Regions from separate parts of the Mus musculus genome. Here region 2 is linked to region 1. A link is a contact called in ENCODE Hi-C or POLR2A ChIA-PET data. All regions are on one chromosome and are shown on one strand. The core of a region is the stretch at or near the end of the contact, and the rest is flanking DNA. Distances in the headings are between cores, read along the strand shown.

The links. A loop is a pair of places that touch in the nucleus more often than their neighbours do. ChIA-PET counts read pairs that join two places held with the same protein, here RNA polymerase II (POLR2A).
Region 2: a map of gastrocnemius shows a loop between it and region 1 (2.2-fold over the local background). The contact joins the enhancer-like site here to the promoter of Ncf2 in region 1. A Hi-C loop is called at or near these places in 7 of 37 maps with a recorded cell type or tissue (Patski, gastrocnemius, heart and 1 more). POLR2A ChIA-PET finds 5 or more read pairs at or near these places in 1 of 5 experiments (Patski).

What each region holds. Positions count from the first base shown.
Region 1 is chr1:152,796,408-152,802,353 of GRCm38, reverse strand. It overlaps Ncf2 (neutrophil cytosolic factor 2), which reads right to left and starts at 2,201. Exons shown (of 16, transcript NM_010877.5): 1 at 1,841-2,201.
Region 2 is chr1:153,382,712-153,388,657 of GRCm38, reverse strand. The region is part of intron 1 of Gm46246 (a long non-coding RNA gene); the gene reads left to right. Among named protein-coding and RNA genes, the nearest start is that of Gm46246, 11 kb to the left of the region's middle. Within about 2 kb of position 2,191, at least 1 of the 3 ENCODE cell types and tissues checked has a DNase peak (open chromatin) inside an H3K27ac peak, as active enhancers do; it is gastrocnemius, where a contact is called at or near this core.

The sequences.
Region 1 (5,946 bases), core at 952-3,451:
TTCTGCTTCTCTGTGTGTGCCTGACTTTCTCTCTCTCTCTCTCTCTCTCTCTCTCTCTCTCTCTCTCTCTCTCTCTCCCTCTCTCTCTCTTTTCATTTGGTTAAGGATCTCTGGGCCTCTCACCTGGACAGCAAGAGGCCTGAGTCAAAGAATAAAGAGCCCAAATAACTAAGTTTCTTTTCTTAATCCTCTGCTGCTATTAGCAGGAGTTAATTGTCAGCTTTTGCCACCAGCACCCTCCCTCCCCACCCAACTCCCGCCCCCAATACCAAGAGAGAGTTAATTTCCAGAAGCCATCAGCTGTTGGCCCAGAAGAACAAGAGAGGGTTAAAGGCCAGAGATCATCAACCTCTGCTCTGCCTCTCCGTGCTCCATCTCAGTACCTGAATGTGGGGGTGGGACCCCAGCAGTTTTGTGTAGCAGAATTTTCCAGGTCCAATCAATTTGAATGTTAATACAACAAGAAGCCTGTAATTGGACAGGGAAAAGGGAGGCGAAGCTGGGGTTTTTGGAGACAGAGACAGAGGAGAAGGAAGGAAAATGGAGCAAGAGAAAAATGATCTAGATTCTACGTGACTTTAGATAGCCACAGGTAGCCTTTAAAATCATGACTGCTGTTTTATTTGGTTGGCAGACTACCCTAGTCACAATGAATGTGTAAGGTATACTTATTCTTTCAAAGAACCCTCATATTAAGCATGCAAGAGACTGGGGTCATTTTCAGCTCTGTATACTTCAAACAATGCCAGCATCTTCCTAGGGATACTTAGTAAAACTCTCATGATTGGCTGAATGGGTAATTAACCAAATAAACAATTGAGACCCTAAATGTGGATTCTCATCATACGTTTTTCTGAAGACTTTACTGTTATCCATCCTCCCAGCCTACCCCACCCCACCCCACCGGTACTGAAGATCAAACCCAGAGCCTCTCACATGTTGTGCAAGTACTTTACCGTTGACCTCCAACTCCAGCCCCTTCCCCGGCTTTTAAAAAATGATTTTGAGACAGGATCTCACTAGGTTTCCAAGACTGTCCTTGAACTTGCTTTGCAGCCTAGGTCTGGCTTGAATTCGCCACAACCTAAGTAGCTAGAATTCCAGGCCTGTGCAACCAGAGCCCACCTGCCTGTCCTCAGAGAATCAGTTTTGTCTCACACCCGACATGAAACCCTCCCTGACCCCGAGAAGGCCACAGAGATTGATTTCCCTTCCTCTGCATTTCTCTTCATTCTCTATCCCAGCACCTGAACACAGGGGCTCTGCTGTAAGTGCTAGAGGCAGGGAGCGCCCTTCTGCTTTCCTTGTTTCCCACAGAACCTAGCACCTAACATTCTGAGTAAATATGGCAGATCTAAGACATTTTAATAAAATGGTGTCACGCCCCACACATCTTAGCTCTCTTTGGGGCTACAGTCATCCTTTTCAGTTCTGCATTCTTTCAGAATGCTGAACCCCCACACGCTATCCCATCGCAGTGCTGGGGGGCTCTTTCAGATAACGTTATGTGGTTTCTTTCATGATTGCGCTGGGATCGCATATGCAGTTTCTTCGGCTTGCTTCCTCAGGCAAGGACTCTCGCACCGAGGACATCTAAGGCTAAAGACTACTGGAGACCAAGTGGTTTCTGATATCACAGGAGGAGAAGCTGTGAAGTAGTCAATTTTCTTGCTGTGGTAAAACACTCCGACAGAAACATCGTAATGAAGGCAGGGTTGATTTGGGCTCACTAGTCTCCAGGGTACAGTCCATGATGGTGGATAAATCATGGTGTCAGACCCTGAAGCAGCTGGTCACAAGGCACCCACTGTCAGGATGCAGGGGACCAACTCATACTCACGTAGCCTTCTTCTCTTTATGCAGGGAGGACCCAAGTCCTGGTCACTTTTCATAGCAGATGCTCTACCTCAGTTAACCTAAGGCAGACGATCCCTCAGAGGTGTGACCTGAGGCTCATCTAGATCCTGTCAAGCTCGAAACACAAAGCTTCACACCGACCTTGTCATCACAGGAAAAGGAAGAGTGTGACGAGTTAGAAACACACTCTGAATGGGAAAAAAAAAAAAGAAAAAGAAAGAAAAGAAATAAGAAAGGAAAAGGAACATGACTGTTCCCAGATATGGTGGAGGAGAGAGTTTATTATAGCTGTGTGGGAGAGAGAGCACAGCCAGAGTCAGGGACCTCCGGGAGAGTGCTGAATAGACAGGAACAGGCTGAGCTGTGCTATGTGGGGAGAGGGAAGGGGAGGAAGAAGGGAGTGGGAGGAGCCAGGCACAGCAGCCAGGAGGCCCAAAGGCACAAAGACAGCAGGTTACAGAAATGATTGGATTATGTAGGGAAGAGCAGACCTCAAGGCCCAAGAGTTCAGGATAGGAGGCAGGGTATGCCTGATAGGAGGCTCTGTGACACGTAGAGGGTGGAGGATTACAGAGAGAAGCTGGTGGCCAGCTCTGCTTTGATATGCTATAGCCACCTAAGCCATTTGTCCCAAGTTCGAAACCCAACCATTTCCACATTTAGTAAGATGGAAATCTCTAAGATTCTCTGTTGATTCCTCTGTTGTAGCAGCTGAAAGCATGTGGTCATTCTGCATGTGTCTGCCAACGTATGACAGTAAGTGAAGCATCCATGCTCCCTCCTCTTTTCTGGGATCTGTTGTCTGAACCACAGCAAAAGCACGGCCCACATTTGGACCGAAACACTCCCAGCCGGTTGGAATACAATGGACACACAGCAAGGCCTGTGAAGTTCTAGCTCTCAAGAATCAGAATTTAAGCCTGGCAGTAGTTGTGCATGCCTTTAATCCCAGCACTTGGGAGGCAGAGGCAGGTGGATTTCTGAGTTCGAGACCAGCCTGGTCTACGGAGTGTTCTAGGACAGCCAGAAACCCTGTCTTGGGGGGTGGGGGGGAGAATCAGAATTTAGGGTCAGGAGAGGGAGCGGTAGGTTCTGCCATGCTCTGCCCTCCAGAGCAGGGGTCAGGGGAGGTGGCAGAGAGGAGACTGAGAAGCACCCGAGCTCAGTTTTTCCCAGGGCTCTTCTGAGTTCCAGCCAAAGTCTAAGCCCTTACAATTTAGTGTGCCATCAAGCTTGCCTTTTGTTTTGGATTTTCAATACAGGGTTTCTCTTTGTAGGCCTGTCTGTCTTGGAACTTGATCAGTAGGCCAGACTGGCCATCTGAGAGACCAAACCTACCCCATCTTGGGACTGTACCCACGTACCAGGAAGGACCACACGGCTTGTCCTTGGCCAGAGGACACTTCCTGGCTACTTCCTATCAATAGTTAATCAAAGATTAGTCTGACTGTTTCAGATGTACCTTCAGGCTATTTGTATACGGCCTTATTTCAGAGCACCCACCTCTCAGCTTATAGCCATTCTATTAGATGCTTGCCAGACTGGACACCCTCTCCCTCACCCCCTCCCTTGCTCCTATTTTTCTATAAAAACTTGTCCTGCTGAGGGTTCGAGGCCGCTCCACCTTCCCTTTCTGTCCTTGCTGTGTCAGGATTGGGATGGAGGAGAGCCCAAGCCTGCGCTTGTAATAAAGAGACCCTAATGCTATTACATCGCAAAGGGCTGCTTGGTGATCTTTTGGAGTTCGTGGTTCCTGGAACAACACATCTAACTGAGAGATCTGCCTCCTGACTTCTGAGATTAATGGCATGTGCCACCCAGCAAATAAGTAACCATTTCTTTCTTTTTCCTCCTCAGGACAGGGTTTTTCTGTGTAGCCCTGGGTATCCTGGAACTCATTCTGTAGATCAGGCTGGCCTCAAATGTTTATCCTCCCGAGGGAAAAAATAGGACCACTACCACAATTTTGAGTCAAATTTAAAGCAAACGTTTTAAATACTGGCCAGGATGATAGACTCTGACCAGGCTATTCCTGAACGCCATAAGGCCATTGTGTTTTGATCAGATCCAATCAGGGGTGAGCAACCATCCTGACCCATTTCCTGTCTCCGTACCTCCTGCCCACATGTCATCTAGCACATTCGTGTAGTTGGCTCAACTGAACCTGTTTGGGGAAGTGAAAACACGTGACTTGCTTCTTCCATAAACAATAGCCTCCGTCATTTCAGGAAGTATCTGTCCTTGGCCAGGGTTTACAGGCCCGAGGCACTTTTTTTTTTTTTTTTTGGTTTTCGAGATAAGGTTTCTCTGTGTAGCCCTGGCTGTCCTGGAACTCACTCTGTAGACCAGGCTGGCCTCGAACTCAGAAATCCACCTGCCTCTGCCTCCTGAGTGCTGGGATTAAAAGTGTGTGCCACCACGCCTGGCCAAGGCACTTTTGTTTCATGGATCTTTTAGGCACAGTAATTAAAATTTAAAACATTACTTTGCCTTTCACATGAACTCACGGAGATCTGCCTGCCTCTGCCTCCAGTGCTGAACTTAAAGGCGTGGGTCTATGCCCAGCTGCAGCAAACTTGTTCTAGTTAGTTCTGTTGTATGCCTTTCCCACAAAACAAAACAAAAACAAACAAACAAACAAAAACCCAAACAGGAAAATAGATGGGAGTTTTTGCTGTGAGATTCTAAACTAATCAATTGCTAACAGGAGATGAGAGTCTCAGAAACAACACAGTCCTGGGGACTATGAAGTTGGGGGGTAATGGAAACTCTCAAGAACTCCAAAGAGGCCAGATGCCCGAAGAATGGATGATACGTGGCTTCTCACTAAGGAGGAACCAGATCAAAGTATGTGAAAGGCAAGACAAACTCCAGAGAGGGTCGTGCTTTCAAAAACATCATGAAAGACACAATATAAAGGCCTCTTAGCACCAGAAGAAGTGTGTGTGTGTGTGTGTGTGTTTTTTGGGGATTCCAGGATGTTGCAAGTAGTTCAGGGAGTTGAAGATACAGAGAGGATGCAGGAGGTAAGAAAGCTGCCTTCAGGCCCAGAGAGATGGCTCAGTGGGTAGATACCCGCTGCCAAGCCTGACGACCTGAGTTTGACCCTCCAGAACATGCAGTGAGGAAGGAAACAACTGCCTCTCTAAGATCCTTTGACCTCCATACTTGTAGCATGGTCCATGTGTCCCGTGTCTTCTCCACATTCTGCACACTCACGCATAAATACACACCCTCTCTGACACAAATTAATAAGTGTAAAAAAAAAGTTATAAAAAGAAAGCACGCTGCTCTGAAGACATTCCAGTTATTAAACCCAGGCCCCTTAAATTCTGGGAACTAACAGCACTGCAAGTGTGACCCCTAGAAACCTGGTCGGTAATGGAAGCACTGGTTCTCAGCCAATGAAATGGGCCAATTCAAGCCAACCGGATTAGAGTATTAAAGGAGGTTTAGTGGGAAGCAGCTCTCTGTGGTCACTCTTCTCAAGGACCAAGGCCGGGGAAGTTGCTATGGGGAGGAACACAGACAGGAAGGGGAAGAGAAAGAGCACACAGGGAGAGAGAAAATGCAGAGAAGTGGGAGAGAGCAGTAGAACCCAAAATATGTAGGGAGGAGCTTCTAGCAGAGGGGAAGCCCAGCCCCTGGGCTGGAAATTCAGCATAGAGGATGGGGTGTGCCTGCCATGCCCTGTAAGAGGTAGGGACTGAGGGATGCTGGGAGAACCTGGAGGCCAGGGCCGCTTGGTTTGTTAAATAGGCACCATAGCCACCTGTCCGATTCTGAATCCCAACAAGCACTACGAAGCCTGCGCCGGAAGCTAGGATGCTGTAATGGTGGACAAGTAATATTTGGATACGTGGGACTCTATTTGTTTAAAGCTCTGTGTTCTAGAAACACCAACAGTGTATCATTTGACTGCTGAGAAAGGGGAAGGCATAATCCGCCGGGTTTGTTTTTTCTTACTGTATACTAGTTGTGGAAAATAAGAGGTTTCAGCCAGGTACAGACCTTTGCCGCCTTTAATCCCAGCACTTGGGAGAAAGAGGCAGGTAGATTTCTGAGTGGGGGTGGGGTGGGGGTGGGGGG
Region 2 (5,946 bases), core at 942-3,441, 590 kb before region 1:
CATCTAGAGACTGCCATATCCAGGGATCCATCCCATAATTAGCCTCCAAACGATGACACCATTGCATACACTAGCAAGCATTGGCTGAAAGGACCCTGATATAGCTGTTTCTTGTGAGACTAGGCCGGGGCCTAGCAAACACAGAAGTGGATGCTCACAGTCAACTATTGGATGGATCACAGGGCCCCCATTGGAGGAGCTAGAGAAAGTACCCAAGGAGCTAAAGAGATCTGCAACCCTGTAGGTGCAACATTATGAACTAACCAGTACCCCAGAGCTCTTGACTCTAGCTGCATATGTATCAAAAGATGGCCTAGTCGGCCATCACTGGAAAGAGAGGCCCATTGGAACAGGCAAACTTTATATGCCCCAGTACAGGGGAACGCCAGGGCCAAAACATGGGAATGGGTGGGTAGGGGAGTAGGGAGGGGGAGGGTGTGGGAAACTTTTGGGATAGCATTGGAAATGTAATTGAGGAAAATACGTAATAAAAAATATATTAAAAAAAAGAATGTAAGGGTTGAGGCTTACTAGTGGATGTGTTTGTGTGTCAAGTTGACAAGTGGTCAATTGTACTGGCTGGTTTTGTGTGTCAACTTGACACAGCTGGAGTTATCACAGAGAAAGGAGCTTCAGTTAAGGAAATGCCTCCATGAGATACAACTGTAAGGCATTTCCTCAATTAGTGATCAAGGGGGAAAGGCCCCTTGTGGGTGGGACCATCTCTGGGCTGGTAGTCTTGGTTCTATGAGAGAGCAGGCTGAACAAGCCAGGGGAAGCAAGCCAGTAAAGAACATCCCTCCATGGCCTCTGCATCAGCTCCTGCTTTCTGGCCTGCTTGAGTTCCAGTCCTGACTTCCTTGGTGATCAACAGCAGTATGGAAGTGTAAGGCGAATAAACCCTTTCCTCCCCAACTTGCTTCTTGGTCATGATGTTTGTGCAGGAATAGAAACCCTGACTAAGATACCTATGTAAGTACACTGTAGGTGTCTTCAGACACACCAGAAGGGCGTCAGATCTCATTACAGATGGTTGTGAGCTACCATGTGGCTGCTGGAATTTGAACTCAAGACCTTTGGAAGAGCAGTTAGTGCTCTTGCCCACTGAGCCATCATCTCATCAATCCCATTAATATATCATTTTAATCTCTACTATTTGATAACTTTTTTTTTTGCAACAGGATCACATGTTACCCAGGCTAGCACCCAACTCACTCCATACCTGAGAATGACTTTGCATTTCTGAACCTCCACCTCCAGAGTGCTGAGCTTATCGGCATGCGACCCCCAAGCCATTGTATTTGGTGCTGGGCATGGAACCCAGGGCTTCCTGGAGTCTAGAACAACAGAGCTACACCCTAAGCCCATAAAAAGTTGCACAAAGCTTACATTTGCCAGAGAAGACATAACGAGTGCATGTGGAGAGTTTGGAATTTTGAAGTTTTGTTTGGTGGAAACTTCCTTTTTATTGTTTTGAAGAGGTATACCAGAGAATGTTGGGAAACGTGACTGGATTTATTGTTTGGTTTTCTTAATGAAACAGATTTTTAAAAACTTTCAAAAATCTTTCCAATTAGCAACAGATTCCTAAATAATCTATGTTTTCCTCGTCTTGGCACATCAGTTTTTTCCTTTGTCTTCATTCTGCCCGAACTCTAACAACAGATATTCCTGGAAGGTGGGATGCTTCAGAACGGCTCTCTAGTACATGTAGCTCCTGCATCTGACCACACGGCGGCACTGGAGAGCTTTGGGGACTGATGCAAGCCCCAGTCCCAAAGGGCTGGGCACAGTGAAGCATTCCTGCTCCAGCTCTGACTCAGAAGTCTGCTGTGCAAGCTCAGACTTCTAACCTCCAGCACTTTAACCTGCGGCTCCGTGTTCTGCTGAGGCTTCAGCCTTTGACGGCCTGTGCTGACCCCTCCATACTTGTTTAGCTTCCTTTTTCAGTTCTTTTCGAGATAAATACAGGTTTTAAATCTCATTCTGTATAAACTACATAAAGGCTTGCCCTACTATTTAAGGGCACATGGCACTAGAGAGAGGCAGGAAGGACACAAACTAAATCTCTAACTAAAGCTACTCCGAAGAAAAGCTAGCAGCCCACGCGGGACTTCATAGTCGGCGATGAAGACTCACTCAGATGAAGTGGAGAGCCATTGATGGGGCAATTGTCATCAACACACACACACAAATTTACACACTCACGTGCACAAATACACACATACGCAGGCGCGCGATTGCACGTCAGTCAGACACGCATGCGCGCTAAATATTTGGATCCAGGCAAACATAACAAAAGGATAGGACAATATAAGACATTATTCAGCTGTAGCCTTTGCAGAGGAGCGGTCGTATCACAGAGAACATGGTTATGAAAGGGCACTTCATAATTCACCTTATATAATTCTACATTGCAGAAGTACTCTAGAGTAAAACTTTTGTTCAGCTTGTTTTTGTTTTGTTTTGTTTTGTTTTTCACTTTGAAGCAAGGTCTTGCTAGATTACTTTGCTTTTTCTCAAAGTCAAAACCGTCCTGCCTCAGTCCTCCGAGGGCTGGGATCTGGGGTGTGGGCCACCATGGGTGTCCTCCTGGGAGCTTTCTCTTGCTTCTTCTTCTTCTTAACCTGGTAAAGATATCAGAAAATGAGTTTTCATTACTCTAGGATGTGCATTTATGCCATTTAAAGACGTTGTGGACCAGCTGGAGACAGTCTCAGTGACTAAGAGCACTTTCTGGTCATAGAGGACCCCAGTTCAATACCCAGCACCCACAGGGGGCAGCTAGCTCCCAACTGGCTGTAACTCCAGATCCAGAGGATCTGCCCTCTTGTGGTGTCTGTGTCTGCATTAATATGGATGTGCCTGCCGGGCAGTGGTGGCTCACGCCTTTAATCCCAGCACGTGGGAGGCAGAGGCAGGCAGATTTCTGAGTTCGAGGCCAACCTGGTCTACAAAGTGAGTTCCAGGACAGCCAGGGCTATACAGAGAAACCCTGTCTCAAAAAAAAAAAAAAAAAAAAAAAAAAAAAGGACATACGTACACTCAGACATACATACACACACACACAGACATAAATTTATTTTAAAAAAAAAGGCATTAGAAGGCTGGAGCACTGTCATTCTGGCATTCACTTGTATTCCTGGAGGGCTATCAGAGCACAAGGTCAGCTCGGGCCACAGGCATACATGCAGGCAGAATGCCATATACATAATAGATATACCTAAAAAATAAAAAGATAAAATTCAGAAAGAAACAAAAAGAGCTGGGATATAAATCAGGTTACAGAACCCGACTACCATGTTGAAAGCCCCAGGTTCACGCCCACAGCACAGGGGAGGAGGTATCAAATCGCAGCTCTTTGTCTCCAATTGAATTGTATGGAAAAGGAAGAGGGTCATTACACTGGAGGAAGTGAAGTGTTTCCTGGAGGGAAAGGCTTAGGTAAGTCGGCTCTGTTCCTGATGCAGAATTGTAAGCCTGGAATTCCCAGGGACAAGGCTGCCCCGGAGGACATTGATGGAGACAGATGCCTTCTGACAGGGATCCAGAGAACATCAGGGAACATCAGGACGCTTGTCACTACAGACTCAAGGCTGACTGTGTGAACACAGCCCACTGTTAGCTATGTAACCTTGAGAAATGTATTTGCCTTTCTGAAATTCTATTGCTTCATCTGTCATGGGGAGTAGTGGTAGAACGCACCTCGTTGGCTGGCCGGGATAGTTAAGTGACATAAAATGTTCAAAGACCTTAAAACTGGAATTGGTCCATAGGTGTGTTCAGACGATGCAGCCTGCTCCCCAGGTCAGCAGCAAAATGGAATTCTTAACTTTCCTATCTCCAGTTATGTCCATGGACACACCAAAGACCCAGGCTGTGCCACAGAGACAACGCTTCCATGACACTTCAGGCAGTAATGCAAATCAATTTATTGGATCAGAAATAGAATGAGTCTGCATTAAAATATAAGAATTTGAAAATGAGGTGGATAGGGATGGCACACGCCTTTAATCCCAGCACTTGGGAGGCAGAGGCAGGCAGATTTCTGTAGGCCAGCCAAATCTACAGAGTGAGTTGCAGGACAGCCAGGGCTACACAGAGAAACTCTGTCTCGAAAAACCAAAAAAAAAAAAAAAAAAAAAAAAAAAAAAGATTTTGAAAATGATGCATTAGGGGCTGGAGAGATGGCTTAGCAGTTAAGAGTGCTAACTGCTCTTCCAGAGATCCTGAGTTCAATTCCCAGCAACCACATGGTGGCTCACAACCATCTGCAGTGGGATTCGATGATGCCCTCTTCTGGTGTGTCTGAAGACAGCTGCAGTGTACTCATATACATGAAATAAATAAATCTTTAAAAAGAAAGAAAGAAAATGATACATTAGAAATGCCCTTTTCAAGCTAGGTGTCTTAGTCAGGGTTTCTATTCCTGCACAAACATCATGACCAAGAAGCAAGTTGGGGAGGAAAGGGTTTATTCGGCTTACATTTCCATACTGCTGTTGATCACCAAAGGATGCAGGACTGGAACTCAAGCAGGTCAGAAAGCAGGAGCTGACGCAGAGGCCACGGAGGGATGTTCTTTACTGGCTTGCTCAGTCTGCTCTCTTATAGAATCCAAGACTGCCAGCCCAGAGATGTTCCCCACCCACAAGGGGCCCTTCCCCCTTGATCACTAATTGAGAAAATGCCTTACAGTTTTATCTCATGGAGGCATTTCCTCAACTGAAGCTCCTTTCTCTGTGGTAACTACAGCTGTGTCAAGTTGACACAAAACTAGCCAGTACAATTGACCCCTTGTCAACTTGACACACAAACAAATCACTAGTAAGCCTCAACCCTTACATTCTTATTCATCCCCAAGATCTAAACAACTTTAAAAGTCCCACAGTCTTTACATATTCTTAAATTTTCAATCTCTTTAAAATATCCATCTCTTTTAAAATCCAAACTCTTTTTACAATTAAAAGTCTCTTAACTGTGGGCTCCACTAAAACAGTTTCTTCCTTCAAGAGGGAAAATATCAGGGCACAGTCACAATCAAAGCAAAAATCAATCTCCAACTGTCCAATGTCTGGGATCCAACTCACGATCTTCTGGGCTCCTCCAAGGGCTTGGGTCACTTCTCCAGCCATGCCCTTTGTAGCACACGCGTCATCCTCTAGGCTCCAGATGCCTGTACCCCACTGCTGCTGCTGCTCTTGGTGGTCATCTCATGGCATCTCCAAAACACTGCATGACCCCTTCAGTCCTGGGCCTTCAATTGCAACTGTGCCTGCACCTTCACCAATGGCCTTCCATGGCCTCACACAGTGCCAAGCCTCAGCTGCTTTGCGTGACCCCTTCATGCCTTCAAAACCAGTACCACCTGGGTGACCCTTACATATTACCAAGTCCCGCTGCAGCAGGAGTACAACCTTGGCCATCTCTGGAACACAGCCTCTTTGTGCCTTCAGAAAACACTTCCCAGAAGATGTCACCTCAATGATGCTGGTCTCTTCTTAATCACCGCTAATTTCTTAGCTCCAGCTAACCAGCATCAATAGTCCCAGTAATGCAAAGTTTTTGCTTTAGTAATTCTGGTATCTTGTTAATCACAGCTGATTCTTCAGCCTCAGCTAACCAGAACTACAGAATCTTCACGATCAAAACAGCAATGGCCCTGAAAAGTCTTTAATTTTCCCTCTGAAATTTCACAAACCAGAGCTCCATCTTCTGCAGTGTTCTCAACATTATCTTCCAAGCTCCTACACGACATCCGACAGAGCTCTTAACAACGGATGGATCTTCAAGCCCAAAGTTCCAAAGTCCTTCCACAGTCCTCCCCAAAACATGGTCAGATTGTCACAGGAATACCCCACTCTGCTGGTACCAATTTGTCTTAGTCGGGGTTTCTATTCCTGCACAAACATCATGACCAAGAAGCAAGTTGGGGAGGAAGGGGTT